Linked DNA regions of Mus musculus: region 2 is linked to region 1. Evidence: chromatin loops called from intact Hi-C (ENCODE). Cell type or tissue: heart. All regions are shown on one strand. Links, peaks and the distances in the headings refer to the core of each region. The heading gives the core; the rest is flanking DNA. Region 1 holds the start of Rnft2 (ring finger protein, transmembrane 2). Region 2 holds the start of Rbm19 (RNA binding motif protein 19).

Region 1 (8,519 bases), core at 1-8,000:
GACCTTCATAAGGGAGTGCTCTAAAAACAGCACAGGTGGGTGCTCCAAGAGCCAACAAGAGAGTGCTCCAAGAGCTGCACAGGAGAGTGCTCCAAGAGTTAACAGCAAATTGCTCTAAGAGCTTCACAGGGGAGTGCTCCAAGAGCCAAAAGGAGAGAGTGCTCCAAGAATCAGTGTTAAAACACAGGTGAGGGCTATTCTCTGTACCCTAGGTAGGGCAAGAGCACAAGGCTGGCTGAGGTATCAGCCACTCTCTTAAAGGTATCACATCCCAACCTGATAGTACACCCCACCAACCACTTCTAAGACCTCCACTGCACAGGTGAAAGCCAGGTAGACGTGCAACAGTTCCAGGACCAACAGAGTTGCATGTAGCTATCCAGTGGTGAACTGACTGCCTACCCCCATCCCAAAATCAATGTTAAACCCTTCACACCCAAGATGACATTAGCAGAGCAGTGAAAACACAGACTGAGAAGTGGGGTGTCTCCTATGTAACCAGAATTCTGTGAGATCATGGGGTGGAGTCCCCATGAATGGACTGGTAGCCTTGAAAGGGGCTGAAGGGACCAGGGTGTATTCTCCACTATGCGAGAATGAAGCAGGCCAGGGGGCACCACCACACGTGGAATCAGTTGGCATCCCCGTCTGATACCTCCCAGCTGCCAGAGTGCATGTGTGGTGTTCAGGCCACCAGAGTCCATGGTGGGGTTTCAGTTGCCCACACTCAGCACACAGTTCTTCTCACCCTCATGGAACTTGATCTCACACAGGTTCTCCACATGTCCAGAGTGTTTAGTCATCTACTGGCCAAAAGCCCCATCATGACAAGGGGACAGCACAGGATGGCAAAGATAATCAGTACTCTGGCTTCAGAGGAAACAGAACAAACAAATAAACAAACAAACAAACTAGAGGTTTCATAATGACCCTTGTATAGTCTTAAATCGCAAGCAAAAAAAAACAAAAATAAATAAATAAATAAATAGATGCAAGCAAGGCAGCCAGGGGTGGTGCATGCCCTCAGTCCCAGCACTCAGGCAGATCTGTGGGTTCAAGACCAGCCTGGTCTACAGAGTGAGTTCCAGAATAGCTAGGGAGATACTTATACCTACCCTACCACAGACAGACAGGAAGACACACACACACACACACACACACACACACACACACACACACACACGTGTCAAGTAATTAAAATGGGGCTGTAGGAAAGGTCACTACGTAGACAACATCTGAGCCAAGATTATTAAAAATAAATAAATAAATAAATAACCTGGCTTAGGAGAAAAGTCGTCACCTCAACCAAGACTCACTTGAACCAACATCTGGTCAACATCTGGTCCCCAGGAAGTGCCTGGGGGGTTCGGGTAGAGATGAAGGCTGCAGTGTCCGAACAAAACACGCAGGTCTCTGTTCTCAAAAAACATTATGTTGAGCAAGAGGGTGAGGTAACACACAAGCAAACACACAAACAAGAAATGCTGGGTTAGTAATTACCACAAAGGCAAGTGGCCAGACGATGGGCAGGAGACTGCACTACAGTGAGGCACCGGGCATGGCCCGAATCACTGACTACGGTCAGTTAGATCCAAACTGACCAAAAGTAGTTCAGTCACACAGACAATGTAGATGAACCCTCTTCGCTTGAGCAAAGGATTACACATTTGAGAAGGCCTGTGGTGGAAACCTTGTCTAGACTATCACCCTAGGACAGACTGTGAGACAAAGCAGAAGCAGACTGGCCAGGCTATGGCACCAGACCAGGAACAGATGACAGTGTCTTGCCCCTGAAGGGGCATCAGAAGTAATTCAAGCAAATGAGTGTCTTAGTTAGCATTTGACTGCTGTGAACAGACACCATGACCAAGGCAACTCTTATAAGGACTACATTTAAATGGGCTGGCTTACAGGTTCAGAGGTTCAGTCCGTTATCATCAAGGCAGGAACATGGCAGCATCCAGACAGGCATGATGCAGGCAGAGCTGAGAGTTCTACATCTCCATCTGAAGGCTGCTAGTGGAAGACTGACTCCCAGGCAGCTAGGGTGAGGGTCTTAAGCCCACATCCACAGTGACACACCTACTCCAACAAGGTCACACCTCCTAATAGGGCACTGTAGAGCCAGAGTTTTGGGGCCTGAAGTGACAGGAAGAAATGAACAGCCTAACTGTGTCAACAGTGATGACATACGTCACTTAGTGAGATGCTGAGGACTGGAGAGGTATAAATCTGGCAGAAGAAAGGCAAGAGTTCTGTTCCAGGTGGGTGCAATGGAGACAATTATCAGAATGTGGAAAAGCCAATGGAGACAATTATCAGAATGTGGAAAAGCCAGACAGGATTACAAGGTCAAATCTGGGCAAGAGAGTAAGACACGCCCCCCCCCCCCCCCAGGAGTGACTGTGCAAAAGCGCAACCATTCAAAAGACGGACTGTGATACAGAAAACCAGAGAACTATATTCGTAAGAACAGCAAAACAGGATCAAAGGGTGCACAGGAGCAGGAAAGGCGGAGGGGCAGGTGACCTACAAAATGCAACTCAGTCAAGTGTGGTTTCTAGGCAAATGCTGGGAACTGGTTCCTACTACAGTGGGATGCCAGGTCTCTAGGAACTCTCTACCAGGACAAAAACGGGAAAGGGAGGTTGAGAAATTAAAAATAAAAAAATAAAAAATAAAAATCTACCCAACCAAGTTGTGCCCCAAAAGGGAGCCTGTTGGGTCACCCAGGTGAACAGGCACAGAGAGCCCTTGGCCACTTCCTGGTCTAGCCATCTCTACCTCCTGCCCATCAAGAAGCCTGGGGCTGTGCGGAGCAGGGAACGCGACAGAGGAGGGTGCACAGGTCTGAGGACCCCATTCTGCCTGGCCTACCAGCCAGATCCCGCACGGAAGAGGGGCGGTACAAAGACCTGCAGTGGGACGCCTCCCTTAGCGGCCTTCGATTCACAGGAGGACAGGAGGAGGATCACACAATCGGAGGGAGGAGGACTAGAGGGTTGAGGACTAGAGAGCTGAAGGGAGGACCAATGGATGATCCAGGGACTGAAAGGAAGAGGCTCAGAGGCTCAGAGGGAGGACTGAATGGCTGCATATCAGGAGGACTACAAGGTGGAGGACAGGAGAGAGGAGCATCAGAGGACAGAGGATCAAGGGAGGGAGGAACTGTGAGGATCGAGGAGGAGGGGTTGGAAAAGAACAGAGGGTGAGAGGTAAGAAGTTGGAGGGCAGAGGAGAACAGAGGATGGGGAGGCAGAGAATTCGAGGGAGGAGGAGGAGTGGAGGACGGAGGGAGCTAGGGAGGGGAAAGGAGAAGGGCAGAGGACAACGCAACGGAGGGAGAAGGGCTGAAGGAGGATTTTAGATCAGAGGGAGGAGTGCTCAGGAGGAGGATTAGAAGAACGATGGGGAGAAGGACATAGTATTTGAGGGAGGAAGCAGGATCGGAAGGACGGAGGTCCTGAGAGAAGTCGCTTACCTGCTTGAAGGTGCTGCTGAGGAAGTAAACTAGCGAGAGGCCGAAAACCAGGGCGAGCACCCAGCGCTTGCGCAGGAGCCGGCGCCACAGCAGCGCCGCCAGGTTCAGCATCCCGGTAGGGCGCAGGCGCAGAGACGACCCCACGGCATGACCCCTGCAATCCGCTTCCAGCACTGCTTTACCTTCCCGCAGCCAACGCGCCGGCCACGTGATCCGCCGCACGCCCCGCCCCACCTAGTGACGCCAACGCCAGGCCCCTCCATGCCTCCTCGCCATTGGTTCTGCCGGAGCCTCGGCTCTCCATTGGCTGAATGTGACGGCAGGGGCGGACCTTCTCGGACTAGAGGCAGGCCTCCCTGTGCGAGGGTCCTAGCGCCGATCGCGTTCTCGGTGGCACTGCCGGCCGGAAGTCACGTGGCGCCCTGGCCACGCCAGGGATTGGCTAGGCTGGATTAGCAGAGGCCGTGATTGCTGCAGTGTCTGGCAGGTAAATGAAGGCTATGCTCGGCCGCTGCTACCCTGTGACCCCGCGAGCCTGGCGGCAAAGGCGCTTCGCCGTCCGGTCTGGGGACGCCGCTCGCGCCCAAGCGTCCTGTAGGGGACCGTGCAGCCTCCTAGGGAGGACCAGGGTGTGTGGGACGGAGATGGTCCATTCATTCATTCTGTAGCATCCTGTGGGCTCCAGGAGTCAATACGAGCCTACTTGTACCGCCCGTTTGCCACAGAATCGTGGGCATTTAATTTATGACGTTTTCTCAAAGCTTGTAGGTGGAAACTTGGGGATACCGTGTTTTAGTTTCCCCGAGGATAAGGAGTAGTGGGGCCACCCGGAGTATCAAGCCAGATTGCAAATTCTTGAGACATGTTACCTGATGGATGACAGTTTCTTTCTTTATAAAACGGCCTGGTTGAGAGTGTAGCTAGGTGATAGAGGGCTTGCCTGAATATGACGATGATACCAAGGAGTCTTTTCCTAGCTAATTTAATCTTGCAGAAAAGGCAGGCACCTTAGCCTGTGGCTTCCTAGCTAGCTGCAGCCGAGAAGGCTGTGCAGAATTAATTAATTCCGCACCCATTTGTGTTGGCCTGGGCTAAGAGATGGATCTTTCTCTGTAGGGAAAATATGCCGGGAAACTGAGCCTGTTCATGGAAGCATATTCTTTATTTCTTTAAAGATTTTATTTATGTATGTATTTATTTTTTAATTATATGTTAGAGTGGGTTTGCCCATGGGAGTGCAGGTGCCCTCCGAGGTCAGTAGAGGGAGTCAGATCACTTACAGCTGGAGGTACAGGTAGTTGTGAGCCACCCTTGTGGGTGCTGGGAACTGGACTTAGATCTTCTGCAGGAGCAGTAGCCATATGGAGTCTCTCTCCAAGCCTTGCCCTTCTTTCTTGGCTTTCTATTGGTGCGGGAGGTAGGACGAGGTGTGTGCGGATCTGTCGCTGGGGAAAATCAAGGTGATCTAATCTCTACAGAGACGTTGGCCTTCCATCTCTGCAACTCCAAGGTGGACGGGCAGCCCAGACACAGGACCTCTCAAGGGTCATAGTAAACAAACCCACATGTCAATGACTGGTAAGTGCTGTGGGGAGGTAGCCTGTAACCCTCAGCTGGAAAACCATGCCAGGGAAGGAACAGCAGGTACAAAGGCCCGGAGGCAGGAACTCTTAACTTTAAAGTGTCCAGAGGTACCTGGAGTTCTTATGGCCAGAGATAAGTCACAGAATCAAGGTTGTAAACGGGTAATGATAACGTCCAGCACAGCCTGGAGGCCTCCAACGACTCTGATTTTTATTCTGGTTTCACTTAGAAGCCAGTAGAAATTCTAAAATCATTTTTATGGCCCCCCCCCCAGTGTGTGCTTGTGCACATCTGTGCGTGCGTGTGCGTGTATGTGTATAAGTGTGCACATGCATATGTACATATGTAGGTATGTATGGATGCTCAGGGTGGGGGGGCCATTGCAAATGTCCGTGGAGGTCAGAGGTCACCCCCAGGTGTCATTCTGCCAGAACTCGGCACCTTATTTTTGAGATAGAATCTCTCACTGGGACCTAGGGCTCCTCAGCTGGAAGGACTTGGCCAGGGAGTACTGGGAATCCTGGTTCTGCCTTCCCAGTGCTGGGATTACACAGTGCAATACCATGCCTGGCTACTTACAGAGGTGCTGGGGATCAAAGTCAGGTCCTCGTGCATGTGTGGCAAGTACTTTATCCACAGAGCTCTCTCTCCAACCCTCAGGATGCATAGTTTGCTGATAGGACAAACCTAGTAAGGCCATAACCCACCATCAGCACCTCAGGGAGGATAGCTCCAAGGCTACCAGAACTACTGGGCTATTACAGTACCCAGTCACATCCGACAGCTAATTCTGTAACAAGTCATCCCAAGGCCTGTTCACACAAGTGCTTTGTACCACCCAAGGTCTGCTGTCTCCAATGAGTCTCCTGTCCTGTGCTTCCCTCTGAAGAGGAGGAAGAGGAGGAGGAGGAGGCCTGCTCTCTCTGGGACCCAGTGGCCACATCCCATCAGGAACCCTGAGTGTCCACGGCACATTTCGTCAGCATGGAGTTCTGAGGTCCATGTGGCTCCTTGCTGCGCACCAGGTGACGTGTCTCCTTAGGGATTTGTACCTTCACCTATGAAGTGATGGAACCCTGGGTCCCACTGCTCCATTCTCTCCCCAGGAAACAGAGAGGTTCCTGGCTTGTCTGAGGCCACATAGCAAGTTAAAGGGGGCAGTGTCTGCTGCTCACCACACCCAACAAACACCTGTCTGCTCCCATTTGTTGTTTTCTCCCTTTTGGGTAGGAGCCACCTCCACCTGTGACTCTCTCTATTCTCACTGTGAGATGGGGTACTTATTTACAGTCACCATGGCAACAGGCAAGGAAGGAGCGTGTCCAGAGATGTAGCTCACACGTGTGTGTCGCTTTCAGGTGCTAAGGAAAATGCAGAGACGCCACAGTAGCAACACGGACAACATTCCACCTGAAAGGTAAGAGTCTCTGCCCCCCTCCCCAATTTCCTCCCATCTGGGGACCCTAGCTTTTTCAATATTAGTTATTGGGGGTATAAAACAGACCCAATGGAGAATTGCTTTGCAGTGTATTTGGCAGCTTCCCCCTTCCTATAAGAACGCACCCAAGGCCGCCGGCTTTATAAAGAGAAAAGGTCTGTGTAGATCACAGTCTTGGAGGCTGAGAGAGCCAAAGGCAAGGCCAGCTCAGTGGCCATATTTGACCTCATCACCTAGTGGCGTGGTTGGCAGTGGCGGCTGCATGCATGGGTGAGTGTGATTTACTTCTCAAACACGATGGAGAGGTCCAGGTAGCCTCAGTGGATAAAGTGCTGTTGTCTTAGGACAGTTGTCAAACCTTGTGAGACAGATCTATATGACTCAGACTCTTCCTGCCAGTTTTTCACATATAGAGACACCTGGCCTCCCTCCATGAGCTGCTGCAGCAATCCCCACAGGGTCTGGCCTGCCTACTGGAGCATCCCTGACCAGTAAGGAGGCTGTGAAGTTCAAAGTCAGGGAGCTGGCAGATTGGTGCCTGGTGAGAGCTGGTTCCTGGATGGCTGTCTGCCTGCTGTGTGAACCAATGTGATCACTGGGGTCACTTTCAGGAAAATGAGTGTTTCAAAGGCAGCGGCATCCCCAAAAAGCCCAGCCCAGCAGGGCTGAGACTCACCCTGGCATCCTCCCTGGAGAAAACTGTCTAGGTCTTCCTGGGGCAACGTACACGCAGCTGTGGAGGTGCATGAGGCAGGGGAGGGGACGGGGTCTGATGACCTCCCACCTGCTCGCTCTTTCTCTGTGTCCCAGTCTTGTGAGGAGTGTGTGCAGCTGTTCTGATTTCCGGAAGCCACATCAGTCCCAGAGGACAGTGTTGTGTTGTACACCAGTATCCAATCTCAGGCATCTATCGTGAACACGGATAGGGAACAGATGCGCCAGCTGTGGTGCCTTTCATGGGAAGCAGCAACCTCCAGGTCTCAGACTCTCCAGCCGTAGAGAGGTGATACTGGTGAAGTTAGAGTCCCTGGTGGAACAGTGTATTCGAGAGCCCAAGGACACGCACGCAGCACCTGTCCTTCGGTTGGCAAGCCCGGTGGCATCTTCTGAGCTGAGGGCAGCTTTGCTCTCAACTGAACCCAGACGGATATCTCTGGGGACAGAGACAATGGCAGATAGAACACTGCCCACCGTGCACTGAGGGGCTACGCCACACCTCCCTAAGAGCCCCCTGAAGATAAGATGTTCGAGAGGGCAGGTCCGTTAGCAAAGTCACACAGCCAGGAAGTGGCAGGGCTGAAATTTGATCTCTGGTCCATTTGTTCCTTATCAAACTTTGTACTTTAATCTTTAAATTACATTATTTATTTATAGTTTTTAATTACATTATTTATAATGTAAAATTACATTATTTGTAATGTTTAATTATTTGTAATTTTAATTACATTTATTCATTTACATTATACATGTATTTGCCTCCAGCTATTGGTATCACAGACGACTGCTAAAACTATCCAGTTTTTACATGACAGCCGCCACTGCCAGCCACAGCACTAGGTGATAATCAAATATGACCACTGAGCCGGCCTTGCCATTGGCTCTCTCAGCCTCAAAGACTGTTGTTGTCTCTTATAAAAAGATAAAGAGAGAAGGGATATGTTTGGTGCATGTGTGGTCAGGTGTGGGGGGAAGGGGTGCCTCTGCGGGCCCAAGCTGAGGCATCCCTTCCCCCTGAAGGACCAGCCACACAACTACATGACAGTATAGAATAGAGTTTATTCAGGGCATGGGGAGGGGAGTTAAGGAAGAAGAGACAGAAAGGCAGAGAGAGAGAGAGGCCAGCCATGAGCACGTGGTGCAAAGAGAGAGGGGGAGGGAAATGGGGAGAGAAGGAGTAAGGAGCAAGAGGACAGAGCGAGAGCAAGAAGGCAAGAGAGAGAGGAGGGGGCAAGCAGCCCCTTTTATTGAGAGTCAGGCACACATGGCTGTTGCCAGGTAACTGTGGGGCGGAGTGTA
Region 2 (8,519 bases), core at 323-8,322, 1.9 Mb before region 1:
ACCAGAAAGTGTCACACAAATTGTCCTTTGTATGTCTGTGCCAAGTATATGGTACTTGTGCCCATCAGGCCAAGGCCAGGCAAAGGCCAGAAGGCACAGCACTCCCGGGACTCACACTCACCTTCAGGGTCCTCTCTGGCTGGCTCCTCCTCACTCTCCTGCCCAGAGTCAGAGTTGGAGTCGGAGTCGAAGTTCAGATAGTCACTTGATGCCTTGGTTTTTGCTTTTGGGAGCTTGGCCTCCAAAGCGTCGTTTGCCCACGTGGCCACTTGGGTCCTCTTCTGATGAATTGACAGGAACTCCTGGAACTTGGCATCTTCCTTCAGCTGTGGCAGGTGGAAGAGGCAGGAGGAGGGACAGGAGGAGGGAGATGAGGCAGCGCTTCAGGAGGCTCGGTGTTCCAGCCCTCCTCCCTCTCAGTGCTCACAGGCCTCCTCCTTCTTCAGCCACACAACACTCACCCTCCTCCCTCTCTACCCACAGAATACTCACCTTCTCCAGGTCACTGGGCCCTTTTTTCTTCTTGTCCTGAAAGTAGAAGGCAGACGGGCTCACGCCGATGCTGGGCGTACCCACCTTCCAAAACCATCCTAAATATACTCCCAACTCCTTCCCAGCCAGAGACCACCCTGCCATCACTGGGCACAGGGCTGGGGGTACTGCCTACATACCTTTTTAGTGTCTGAGGGAACGGAGTCTTGCGACGGCTGCTTGGGCTGACTTGACTTCTGGGCATGCTTGCTCCAAGCTCGGGGCTTCGATGGGTCTCCAAAGGACTTGCAGAATTCGACCTGCATGGGAAAGAGAGCTGGCTTCCACAGCTGCTGAGGTCCCTAGGCACGTGTGCATCCCCTTCAGCACAGGAGTATGGGTTTCCCAGAGTGCAGTGGTCGCTGACCTGCTATCTGCTTTAAAGCGAATCACTTTCATTCCCAGCCTAGACACTGCCCCCCAAAAAGTCATGCTGCCATTTACAGAAGACTAATTCTGTCTCCCAGGCCATCCAGAAGAACGTGACAGGAAATGCTATTGTCCCCTGGGAGTCAGCCCCTGCCTAGTACAGGGCAACAGGGAGCAATGGCCACAAGTCAGGTGACTATTTACCACAAGGCAAGTTCAGTTACAGCAGAAAACAAGCCCAGGGTACCAGGGACAGTTGGGTGACCAGAGGAGTGTGGAAGAACGCCTGGGACCACACATGAACTGATTCATCCCTCTGTTCTGGTAACTCCACTACATCCTCTGAGGCAGCCTTTGGGAGGGCACTCCCACAAGCCATGCCCAGATGGTCTAGGCTGTTGCTGGTCAGCAAACTGCTTTCTCCTAGGGATGGATGCCCCTGTAGAAGTAACTGCGCCTACCAGTTCTATCACACTTATCACTCGTGGTCAGGGTACAAAGGTCAAACAACGTAAAAGAGTGAAGAGTTAAAAAGTACTTTAATAATTCAGAAACTCGGGGAGGGCCCAGTGAGCAGTGGGCCGACTCTCAGGCAACGATGCTCAAGCACTTGAAAGCCTGGGTAGTCCTGAGGTAAGGCAAACTCTACGGTGGGCAGGATGAGACTCGCTCAGACTCACGGTGATCCGGGTCGTGTCAATAAAGCTCCGGTGGAAATGGTTCAGTGCTGCCTGGGCCTCCTCCTCCGACTTGAAACCTATGAAGCCGAACTTTCGGAACTTGCCGTCTTTGGTGAACTTGAGGCTGCAGTCGGTCAGTGTGCCAAAGGCGGCAAACAGCTGCCGGAATCGCTCCTCCTTCATCTAGAGCAGAAGGATATAATGAGAGAGAGGAGGGAGAAGGGTCCCTGGAGCCAAGAGACAAATAACCTAGAGGGCCTGGAGGGAATCCTGAGATGAGCAGGTGACAGACCTTGACTTTTTTAAGGGTGGCCAGGTCCTGGCTCAGAGCCTGACACCCGCTGAGCACCCCTGAGCAGGCCATTCAGTTCTTTAATAAGGAAATGGAACTTCAAGGCACCTCAATTGGTCTCTTCTCTTTCTTGCCCTGTCCCCGTTGAGGAAGACATCAATTACAACTTCCATCCTGAGGCTGCCACAACAAACAAGATACCCAACAGAGGCTTGTCCAAATAAACAAAGACAAGGGAAGCTGTGTAAACGTTTGCTTACCTTGGGAGCCAGCGAATAATGGAGCCCATTAAAGATGCCCACACCCTGGTCCCCAGCACCTGGGGTTGCACTGTAGAACAATTACAATGGGGAGTGCAGCCCCATTGGGCCTCAAACTAGAGATCTGCCTGCCTCACTTCCCAGCCCCAGCAGGGGTGTCCCATTGCACCCAGATATTTCAAAAGAGATATTTTTTCAGGTGTGTTTTAAAACCTGGTGATAAGGCCAGGCGTGGTCAAGCACACCTTTAATCCTAGCACTCTGGAGGCAGAGGCAGGCAGATTTCTTTAGTTTGGGGCCAGCCTGGTCTACATAAATGTTAAGTTCCAGGACAGCCAGGGCTACTAAATGAGATCCCGTGTCAGAAAAGGACAGAAACCCTGAGATGAGGCTAGGTATGGTGGGGAGGCAGAAGCAGGTGTTCAAGGTCAGCCAGGGCTACAGATTTAAGAGTCTGTTTTTTTAAAAAAGCATCCCCCAAAACAACAAACAAAATCCCAAATAGGGGAGATCATCTTGGGTCTCCCTTTTGGGGGGGATGCATATGATATCCCACATACCAGATATTTACGTTATATTCATAATGAGAAAATTACAGTTATGCAGTAGCAACAAAATAACTTCATGACTAGGGGGTCACAACAGGAGGAACTGTATTAAAGGGGGGCACAGCATTTGGAAGGTTGAGGACTGCTGTTCTGGGGGGCACATGGTCCCAACAACAACAAAACAAATTTAATTAATTTATTTATTTTTAGCCACATCATCTTGCTATGTAACCCAGGCTGGCCTTGAACTCGCCACCCTCTGCCTATGGAAAGCTGACAACAGGTGTATGCACCACCACACTTGGCTTTGAAGTCTAATCTTGCTCTGTGATGGTGAACCAGTAAGCATTCTCTAGTCTGTTCCCTGTTGTGACACACATCAAGGATACAAAGCAATTTGGGGGGCGTGGGCTGGAGAGATGGCTCAGCAGTTAAGAGCACTGACTGCTCTTCCAAAGGTCTTGACTTCAAATCCCAGCAACCACATGGTGGCTCACAACCATCTGTAATGGGATCTGACGCCCTCTTCTGGTGTGTCTGAAGACAGCTACAGTGTACTTACACATAATAAAAAAATAAATCTTTTAAAAACAAACAAAAAAACCAAAGCAATTTGGGGAGGAAGACCATTGATTTGGCTTATGGGTCTCCATCACAGTCCGCCATCCAGGGAAGTCGAGGCAAGAACCGACGCAGACTTACTTGCCCCGCCAACATCTGTACACAGCCCAGGGACACTTGCCGAGGCGTGACAGCACCCACAGGGGGCTGGAACCTCCCACACCCATCACTCCTCAGAGCACCACAGGCTGGTCCACAGGCATATGGACGCAATAACATCCAATGAAGTTCCCTCTCCGTAAGTGACTCCGGTCTGGGTCAAACTGACCCAAACTGCCCAGCACAACATGGAAGGATCCTCAGAATGCTCGGAAGCCACTTTGCGGCTTGCTGAGCCCTCAGGACAGGGTGCCGCCTCCTTGGATTCCGGACCTCCCCAGTCCTGTCCCTGACTTAGAACCCCTCCATCCTTCACCCTCCATTCCCGGACCTCTGCTTCCACTTCCGGGCCCCATCCCCGGCTCCCGCTCACCCCATTCGGGAGGTTCTTCACGATCAGACGCGACATGGCTCTCAGGTTCCCTTCGCTTTTCAGACTCACGACCCCGGCGACAGCGACTTCCCACAACTTTCACGCCGCCACACTGGGCGCCGCCATTTTTAGCGAGTCACGTGGCCCCCGCCGCGTTCCATCCGGAAGTGGGTGTGGCCTCACGGGAGACTCTCTCCGGGGAAAGTCCCACCCACAAGGCGGGGTTGGCGGGGACGGGGGAAAGGCCCGAGCGCTCGCGTTTTCTCCGCCAGGTCTTGGGGCCTCTAAATCCCCGCAAGGAAGGCAGGAGGCGCTGATGTCCAACCCCCTCGGGATGACAGGCTTCTGGGAAAGAGCAGAGAGCCTAGAAAAAAAAAATTGTTTTAAAGGTAAAGGCAAGCGGATCTCCGAGTTCCAGGATAGCTAGGGCTGCACAGAGAACCCCCGTTACAAAAATAAAATTATAAAGGTTTATTTATTGTGTAAAGGCGTTGAACTCAGAAACCCTCCCGCCTCTGCCTCCCAAGTGCTGAGATTAAAGGTGTGCGCCACCACTGCTCAAATAGATTTTCTTCTTCTAAAAGACATTTTGCTCCATCTCCCCATATCCTTTCTTGTTACTGTTGGCAGCTTTATTGAGATACAGTCCAGGTGCCACACAATTTGCCCACTTAAAGTGGACAACTCCAGTTGGCAAGATGGCTCGTCAGATAAAGGCACTTGTGGGCAAGCCTGACAGCCTGAGATTTCCCTCCCCCCAACCCCCCAACCTTGGTTCTTCGTAGTGGGAGGAGAGAACCAATCTTAGAACATTTTTTATTGAAAAAAAAAAATGCAGCTAGGCAGTGATGGCGCTCGCCTTTAATCCCAGCGCTCAGGAGACAGAGGCAGGCAGATCTCTGAGTTAAGGCCAGTCTGGTCTACAGAGCTAGTTCCAGGACAGCCAAGGCTAAACCATTTTTTTCAGATAATTTATATAGATATTTTTAAAGATTTATTTATTATTATATGTAAGTACACTGTAGCTGTCTTCAGACACACCAGAAGAGGGAGTCAGATCTTGTTACGGATGGTTGTGAGCCACCATGTGGTTGCTAGGATTTGAACTCTGGACCTTCGGAAGAGCAGTCGGGTGCTCATACCCACTGAGCCATCTCACCAGCCCCCAGATAATATATTTTGATCATGGCTTCCCCGTCCCACCAGCTCCTTCCTGCCTCCCCACCAACCCAGCCCCCAGTCCTTTTGTTCTCTTTAGAAAGAAAACAGGCAAACAAAACAAACAAAAATGAAGGAGAAGGAGAAGAAGAGAATGAAAGAGAGACCACAAGAAACACCCCACACAGTCAGAAACCATTATATACAAGCAAAAGACCAGTCACCAACTTCCCGCCTTCTAGGAACCTAGAATCTATCTGGCATCTCTATGGATGTGTTACTTTCTTGGCTGATTTTTCTCTTCACATATTGTTTTCAAGGTTAATCCATGTCTCTGCATGAATCATCCTTCACTCGTTACCCCTCCCCACACACACACACACACACAAGTGTCAAATGTCGGACTCCAGTATGTTTGTGTATCCAACCATCTGTCTAAGGCATCTGGGTGGATGTACCCCATGGCTATTGATAGTAACATTGCTGAGAACGTCTGTGTTCGTGCCTGTCTCTACGTGGACATGTGTCTTCATTCCTCGCCGGCACAGTCCTAGGTTGGGGTCCCCCCCAGGTCTTTAGGAACTGGGTTTTTTTTTTTTTTTTTTTTTTTTTTCCGAGACAGGGTTTCTCTGTATAGCCCTGGCTGTCTTGGAACTCACTTTGTAGACCAGGCTGACCTCGAACTCAGAAATCCGGCTGCCTCTGCCTCCCAAGTGCTGGGATTAAAGGCGTGCGCCACCACCGCCCGGCCTTTAGGAACTTTTAATCAAATAGTTTTGCAAACTGTCTGCATTATTATGTTTTTCTGAAGGTTGCGTATGAAAAGGTTCATTTCCCGTCCTTCCGTTCTCATTGGTTCTTTTTAAATTACGCCCGCCTCACTGTCTGTTACTGCATATTTGATTGGCCGGAGCGGGTAGCCATCTTTGTCTCTGAACCCACTCCATCCCTGAGCTCCAAGACCAGCTCAAGCACAAAGCCCTAACCAGCATCTTCCTCTATGAGCTCCAGATGCAAGGAGCTCACGTGTCCAACAGAGCTGCAGAGCTGCACCAAGCACACAGAATTTACCGCTGGTGCCCAGAGGGAGAGGCACCTTCAGGAAAGTTCTTGCTGGGATCAGAGGTAGCAGCGGTGGTAGCTCGTGCTTGGAGCCCCAGTGCTAAGGAGGCAGAAGGCAGAGAAAGGTGTATCCTTGGGGTTTGCTGGAGACCTGGACTATCTAGTGAGCTCCAGGATAGGAGGGACCTTGTCTCAAAGGAGATTGGCCATATTCCTGAGGATGACATCTGGGTTTGTCTTCTGGTTTCCACATACATATGCATGCACACACTCTCCCGTGTGTGTGTGTGTGTGTGTGTGTGTGTGTGTGTGTGTGTGTGTGTGTGTATGTGTGTGTGTATACATATATACAACCATCTGTAAATGGGATCCGATGCCCTCTTCTGTTGTGTCTGAAGACAGCTACAGTGTACCCATATACATAAAATAAATAAAATCTAAAAAAAAAAAGGGGGGGGGGATGGCCCTTCCTAAAAGATGCCCCTCTCCTGGTCTTCTAGTACCTGTGGGAAAGGGTCCTTGACCTTGTCACAAGCATGGAAACATGACATCAGCTTGGATGATCTGGGTGGCCTTAGGTCTACTTACCGACAAGTGACCTTCAGCGGGAAGATAGAGATGAGACTGGATGTCACCTAAGACAGGCATGGCAGCCCCAGACTGTGGGCCAGGCATGCACAGAAGGGGCATGATCCTGAAGACAACTTAATCTCGGTCTTAATCACTGGAGACCTAGAGACACTAACTCTCTCATGGAATAATTTGTTATTCTAGCACAGAAAGAAATATAGATGGGCCCTGGTATAGTGGTCATGTCTTTAATCCCAGCACTTGGGAGACAGAGCCAGGAGGATCTCTGTGAACTGGGGGCCAGCCTGGTGTACAGGGTGAGTTCCAGGCCAGCCAGGGGTAAATAGTGAAATAGTCCCCTCCTCCATAAACCAGGCTCTGAAGGGCAGAGGACAGTGGAGCAGGGGCCACGGAAGAAGCTGGGTCGGTGTTCCAGGAGCTGTGGTAGTAGAGAGAAAGGGTCATCACAGAGCTATGGAAGGGTCTGTGGCTGGTTTAAGTGCATTTTCCAGGGTAACACTGGGAACAACTGTCTCAGTCATTGCTCTATTGCTGTGAAGAGACACCGTGACCAAGGCAACCCTGGTAAAGAGAAAGCATTTGATTGGTGACTTGTTTACAGTTTCAGAGGTTTAGTCCTTAACGATCATGGGGCGAGAATGTCGGCAGATAGGCAGGCAGGATGATGAAGAAGTACCTGAGAGCTTCATCCTGGTCCACAGGTGGAGGAGGGGGAAGGAAAGGCAGGAGGGAGGGGAGAGGAGAAGAGAGGGAGGGGAGGAGTGGGGAGACCAAGTCTACCCTGGGCTTTTGAAACCTCAGAGCTGGATCCCAGAGACATACCTCCTCCAAGGCCACGTTTATTCCAACCGGGACTAAACAAATATATGAATCCATGGGGGCCATTCTCATTCAACCCACAATGCTGACCAAGGACAGGGGTCCGTGTAGATAGAACACAGGACCTGGCAAAGAAGCCAAGATGGTTGACTAGGGACTAGATACTAGAGAATGGTCACAGGAAAACCTCCAAGATACACCAGAACACAGAGACAAGCAGAGGACCAAAGACTGTCATGTACATCGTCCCCGTCTGTAGGGACAGTGGCAGGGAAACAGCCTGCGATCTTTGTTTGTCACTGGCAGCCCTGCACTCAAACACTCTAATGGCTGGCTTTGTGTGTCAACTCGACACAGGCTGGAGGTATCACAGAGAAAGGAGCCTCCATTGAGGAAATGCTTCCATGAGCTCCAGCTGTAAGGCATTTTCTCAATTAGTGATGGGGGGGAGGGATTGTGTGTGTGGCCGTCCTGGGTTCTATAAGAAAACAGGCTGAGTAAGCCAGGGGAGCAAGCCAGTAAGCAGCATCCCTCCATGACCTGCTCTGCATCAGCTCCAGCCTCCAAGTTCCTGCCCTGTGTGAGCTCATGTCCTGACTTCCTTTGGTGATGAATAGCAATGTGGAAGTGTAAGCTGAATAAACCGGTTCCTCCCCAGCTTGCTTCTTGGTCATAGTGATTTGTGCAGCAATAGAAACTCCAACACCTACTGCCTCCTCGTTCTCCCCTCCTCCTCATGGGATGCTGCTCAACCTAGCATCTGTAATCCCTTCTCCACACTTTCCTTCTGCACACAGCAAGACCCACCTCGCCCTTTCTCCGAGGGAACGGATGATTTCATTTTAACTCCATCACATCTGAGACCCTATCTCCAAATAAGGTTCCCTGCTGTGGCACTCAATGTTAGTACAACTTCAATTTCTAAGTGTGTTGCAACCTTTTTAATTTTCTGTTGTTTCTGAGACAGGGCCTCTATACATAACCTTGGCTGTCTTAGAATTCACTCTGTAGACCAGGCTGGCCTTGAACTCAAAGATCTGCCCACCCCTGCCTCCCTAATGCTTAGGCTAAAGGCAGTTGTCACTGTGCCTTGCTTATGTTCAAGTGTTAACAATG

What was found. Peaks named below come from ENCODE experiments on the same cell type or tissue, not always from the same donor. Only the 100,000 strongest peaks of a DNase experiment are listed, where the experiment ranks them.
Region 2: a loop joins it to region 1, with 4 times the contacts of the local background. A loop is called at or near these places in 6 of 42 quality-filtered maps.

Annotation. Positions count from the first base shown.
Region 1 is chr5:118,240,421-118,248,939 of GRCm38, reverse strand. Rnft2 (ring finger protein, transmembrane 2) reads left to right here and starts at 3,915. Exons shown (of 11, transcript NM_001109902.1): 1 at 3,915-3,968; 2 at 5,909-6,090; 3 at 6,424-6,482. The coding sequence starts at 6,067. It overlaps Spring1 (SREBF pathway regulator in golgi 1), which reads right to left and starts at 3,713. Exons shown (of 5, transcript NM_001081236.1): 1 at 3,482-3,713. The coding sequence starts at 3,592. In heart, for the core only: a CTCF peak has its summit at 4,054; DNase peaks (open chromatin) are centred at 2,839, 3,099 and 3,789; H3K4me3 peaks cover 2,326 bases; H3K27ac peaks cover 1,870 bases.
Region 2 is chr5:120,111,904-120,120,422 of GRCm38, reverse strand. Rbm19 (RNA binding motif protein 19) reads right to left here and starts at 3,910. Exons shown (of 24, transcript NM_028762.1): 1 at 3,774-3,910; 2 at 1,581-1,763; 3 at 672-791; 4 at 493-528; 5 at 122-326. The coding sequence starts at 3,809. In heart, for the core only: a CTCF peak has its summit at 4,087; a DNase peak (open chromatin) is centred at 3,992; H3K4me3 peaks cover 1,685 bases; H3K27ac peaks cover 1,167 bases; H3K27me3 peaks cover 488 bases.